2 separate regions of the Homo sapiens genome follow, and region 1 is linked to region 2. Evidence: chromatin loops called from intact Hi-C (ENCODE). Cell type or tissue: ovary. All regions are shown on one strand.

The links. A loop is a pair of places that touch in the nucleus more often than their neighbours do. Peaks named below come from ENCODE experiments on the same cell type or tissue, not always from the same donor. Only the 100,000 strongest peaks of a DNase experiment are listed, where the experiment ranks them.
Region 1: it touches region 2 in a loop (2.5-fold over the local background); 29 of 110 quality-filtered maps call a loop at or near these places.

The regions. Positions count from the first base shown.
Region 1 is chr17:81,336,133-81,338,632 of GRCh38, reverse strand. No RefSeq gene overlaps it. Among named protein-coding and RNA genes, the nearest start is that of TMEM105, 6.7 kb to the right of the region's middle. In ovary, no CTCF peak of the experiment used is centred here; no DNase peak of the experiment used is centred here; H3K27ac peaks cover 210 bases.
Region 2 is chr17:81,483,312-81,485,811 of GRCh38, reverse strand. No RefSeq gene overlaps it. Among named protein-coding and RNA genes, the nearest start is that of LINC01971, 3.1 kb to the right of the region's middle. RefSeq lists a silencer at 1,065-1,474, a cis regulatory region at 832-1,629 and an enhancer at 1,533-2,183. In ovary, a CTCF peak has its summit at 1,347 (motif pointing right); a DNase peak (open chromatin) is centred at 1,391; H3K4me3 peaks cover 357 bases.

The DNA of each region.
Region 1 (2,500 bases), 150 kb after region 2:
TGCCCAGCCAGGGCCCCGTAGTCAGTGCCAAGGCCTGAGGGCCCAGAAGCCTCTCCAGGTGGGTCTCCTTGGCTTCCTTCTGCACCTGGCATCTGCCTCCCTGAGGCTGCACACCCACTGTGCAGAGGCTGCTTGGCTGGGAAGGGGCGCCATCCTGCTGCCCCCTCCCCAACCCACACACAGACCTCAGAGCAAGGCAGGAGCCGAGATTGTGACAGCAACATTTCACCGCCAGTGACTGAGCCAAAGCAAACCGCATCAGATGCATGGTCAGAGAGGGGGAAGAGAGGGGGAAGGCCTTCTGGGGGAGTGTGGAGCCCAGCATCGGGGGTGGGGGGGGCCTGGCTTTGCACAAAAGAAGGGGCCGGGCCTGGTGGCTCATGCCTGTAATCCCAGCACTTTGGGAGGCCAAGGATCGAGGATCACTTGAGTTCCAGAGTTTGAGACCAGCCTGGGCAACATAGGGAGACCCTCATCTCTACAAAAAATAAAATAAAATTAGCTGGGCTTGGTGGCACATGCCTGTGGTCTCAGCTACTCAGGAGGCTGAGGCAGGAGGATTGCTTGAGCCCAGGAAGTTGAGGCTGCAGTGAGCCGTGATCATGCCACTGCACTCCAGCCTGGGAGACAGAGCAAGAACTTGTCGCAAAAATAAAAACAAAAAAACAAAACAAACAAACAAACAGAAGAAAGTGAGAAGGACCAGAGCTGGGGACTGTTGGATGGGAAGATGCCCAGCCGCGGTGGTCCCAGGCTCTGCCCGCTGCCCTCAGCCCCTTTTATTTCAGACCCATCAATAGCCTGTGTGTTCCGCGTGCAGATGTGGACACTGTCAGAGCCAGGGCCCCCAGGCGCCCCTGCATCCCCCGCCCAGACCTCCCGAGTTTCAACCAGATGCGGTGCAGCCCTGCGTGGGGCCACCCTTGGTATGGTGGGCGGGGCCGCTGCAGGGTACCTCCTCGTTCCACTTCAGGCCACTCCCAGCCAGTGGCCCCGGCTCTGTCCGAGGCCACCCCACCCCCACTCCTGAGGATGGAGTCTGCACCTGCTGCCCCTCCCACCAAGGACCGTCCCAGTGCCTCTCCCTCCCTTTGCCTTTTATTTTGGGAGCCTCAGCTTGCCAAGTTAATTGGCAAACTTTCCCAGAAGTAAACTTGAGGGATAGAAATTAATAATTTTCCCGGAGTTGCGCTCATTGCTAATCAGGCCAGCTGGGAGGAGGGGGCCTGGGTGCATCAGAGGACCCCTGCAAAGCCATTAGCATGAACAAGATCTAAGGGTGAGGGGTCCCCCTTGCAATTCAGCAGCTCTGCAGCCCCAGTGCCCAGGTGCAGGAGCACGGGGGGCACAGGGTGAAGGCAAGGGCACCTTGGAAGGATTCCAGCCATTCTCACACCCACACCCGGGCCTAGGCAAGCAGTTCCCCTCTTGCCGTGTGGCCTGGGCTGGATGGGGTCCCCAGGGTCTCTCACTGACCCTGGAAAGGCCCACTTGAGTGAGACAGGGAAGGGTGTGAGCCCTGACTGAAGCTCAGGCCGGGCGGGGGATGCGCCCTTGGGGAAGGAGCCTGAAAGGAGAGCCAGGAGTCCAGAGCAGGGCCCAGCTGGGACCCAGGCAACCCGCCCCGACTTTGGAGCCCTCCTTTTGGAGACAAGTGCCAGCCCACCAAAGGGTGCACAGTGTTGGGGACCCTGTCCCCAGGACTCCCTTGTCCTATAAGGAAGTGTAGCCCCAAATCCCCTACATTCCAGAACTCTGGCCTTCTTGGGCCTTGTGTCAGGCTGGTGGGAAATGGGTGGAGCTTAGAGGCCTCTGCTCAGGTCTCTGCACCCCCAGAGCCATGGCTGGGCCCCTGGCAGAACCTCGCCACCGTCCATTGCTTTGTCAGCTCCTTGGCTGGGCCTTCAGAGCCTGTGGAAAAAAGCATCAGTATGTGGTCCTCAGAGGACCTCGGTGAAAATGCAGATGCCAGGGCCCAGCCCTGGAGAGTAGAGTCGACGTGTCCACCAGGACCCCATGTGATCTAACCCAGGCAGTCCAATGACCGTGCCAGGAGGCCTGGGCTGGGCTACAGGGTCAGCTCTGGAGGGTGGGTCTCTTCTCTCATGAAGCGTTTATTGAATGGAAGGACAGATGGGTGGATGGATAGGATGGATGGGGTGTGGATGGGTGGATAGGTGGATGGGTGGATGGGTGGATGGTTGGATGGGTGGATGGGTGGGTGGGGGGTGGATAGATGGGTGGGTTGGGGAGTGGATAGATGGGTGGGTTGGGGGGTGGATAGATGGGTGGGTGGGTGGGTGGATAGATAGATGGGTGGGTGGATGGATGAATAACTAGTGAATGGTGGGGGTTTCCTAGGTGCAGAGATAATGTCCTTAGCCCATTCTAGGCCCCACTGTTGTCAGCAAAGTTGACTCCACTAACTCCACAAGGAAATTTCCCCTGGAGAGCCAGAGATCAGAGCCAAACCCTGAAGGTGGACAGACAGGGGTGGAGG
Region 2 (2,500 bases):
GTTGCAGTGAGCCAAGATCACACCACTGCACTCTAGCCTGGGCAACAGAGCAAGACTCAGCCTCAAAAAAGAAAAAAAAAATGTAACTTGCCCAAACTAGGCCGGGCGTGGTGGCTCACGCCTGTAATCCCAGCACTTTGGGAGGCCGAGGCGGGTGGATCATGAGGTCAGGAGATCGAGATCATCCTGGCCAACACGGTGAAACCCCATCTCTACTAAAAATACGAAAATTAGCTGGGCGTGGTGGCGGGCACCTGTAGTCCCATCTATTCGGGAGGCTGAGACAGGAGAATGGCGTGAACTCGGGAGGCGGAGCTTGCCGTGAGCAGAGTTTGCGCCACTGCACTCCAGCCTGAGTGACAGAGTGAGACTCTGTCTCAAAAAAAAAAAAAAAAAAATTTAGCCAGGTGTGGTGGCATGTGTCTGTAGTCCCAGCCACTTGGGAGGCTGAGGTGGGAGCGTGGCTTGAGCCAGGGAGGTTGAGTCTGCCATGAGCCATGGTGGTGCAAATGCACTCCAGCCTGGGCCACAGAGCAAGACCCTGCCTTGAAAAAAAAATTTTTTTAAAATTTATAGCTGTAATTTCGGAAGCAGTGTGTGCACTGATGCCTGCTCCAAGCATGCTCTTGGTCTGGATGCGGCAGGATTTCAGTTCCAGGAAGCAGCTATTCTCTGCGCTAGAAGGCCGCTTCTCCCCAACAGAAAGGGCAGCAATGCTTCACCAGGTGTGTGCCTAACAGTTCTCAATCCCACTGGGAGAGCTGCGAGGGAAGTATGGCTCATTCGGAATGGACACACACAGGCGGCTCCAGTACAGAGAGGGGCTCTAGGCCCTGAAATGCTGTGCTCCTCGCAGGACACACAACTCCACGTGACGGGGATAACACGCGACACAGCTCCTGCATCGATGCTCCCCAGTTCCTGCCTGGCTGCTCCCCCAGCTCCTGCCTAGGTTCTCCCCTATCTCCTGGCCTTATGCTCCCCAGTTCCTGCCTTTGTGCTCCCCCAGCACCCCCAACCCAGAGTGCTCCTTCCCTCTGGCCAGGCCCCCTTCCCAGCCCCGCCCCTTCGGGGCTCAGGCGGGAACCGAGCTGGCTTTTTCCTCCCAACCAGAGCAGCTCCCTCTGGTTCCCAGGTTGCCTGCCCTTCCAGCTGGGAACACCGGCCTTGCAGGGAGGGGCGGGGGTGCTCACCACGAGGCGGCCACACAGGGCGCGAAGGGGTCCCAAGGCCCACCCAGGAGGAGCGCCTGTCTTTCCGTGGCGGGCTGCGCGCGCTGCCCACGCGGCCACGCTTGGAGCCTGGCAGGAGGCCGCCATCCCGGCCACGGCCGCTGGAGGGCGCCCCCGCACCGCTCCTGCCTGCCGGTTCCCGCGGGAGGGCGCCTGTGGCGGGCGCCGGAGGTTGATCTGCTGGTTCACGCCAGGATTGCGAACCGGCGGCCGGAGCGGGAGGCCGCAGAGCCGAGTTCAGGTCGCAGTCCTGACCCACCTGGCGGCGACTTCCTGTCCCGCGGCTGTGCTGCAGCTCTCCAGGTTGGGGTGAAAATGCAGAAACGGTCCCGTGGGCTAAGTCACGGACGTTCGTTTCTCACAGCGCCGCGTGCCTGCCTGCAGGCAACCGAGCCACGCACGCCGAGGCCGCCCCACCGCCCGGGGCCTGAACGCGCCGGCCCAGACCGGCAGCCCCCTCGGATCCTAAGACCTCTGCACCGCAGCGCAGGTGTGGGGGTCCTCAGCCGGCGCCATCCAAGCAAGAGCCGAGAGCGCGAGCGCCACGCCTTCCCCCACCCTCTGCCCTGCGCCCCTGGCTGGCGGTCCCTCCTGCAGCGGCTGGCCTGGAATTCGGGCTGCGGAAGGGGCTGCACCCACGCGGGGCTCACGCCATGGATGTGGGCGCTGGGAGGGTCTCCGGCTGTTTCCTGGTGCTGCCCAAGAAGCAGGTCCCTCGGCCAAACCAGCCCCTGTTCTGGTGCCCGCCGGTGCCCTCAGCCTGCGGGCCTAGAGGCCAGAGTGCTGGCGGATGGGCAGGTCCTGACCACGCCGTCCTCCCTGGGAGCTTACTGGTGAGACGCTCGTCTGCCTCAGGGGGCCCAATAATGGTCACTTGACATAAAGGGACAGAGGTGGTCTGTCCAGGGTGACGGTGACCACTGTCCTGGCATGTGACGGAGCCCAGGCCCTGGGCAAGCGCCATGCTGAGAGGGGCTGGCCGCCCGCTGCCGGTGGCCTGACTCAAGAAACCTCGCTCCCCTGAGCGGCAGCTGGAGGAGAGGCAGCGGCAGTGGACCTCTGGGGACGGATTGGAGGGGTGGCCCTGCGGCCCTTGCTTGGGCAGGAGGGACGCTGCAGCAGCTGCTGGAGCTCCCAGGCAGGGGCTGTCCCTCGGTCAGCTGGGTCACAGAGCAGCCGGCGCCTGCGTCATTCTCAGCCTGCCCGAGGGGGAGGCTTCCGCTCCAGGTGGGTGACCCGGGGCCCTTGCTATTACCCCCACAATGTTT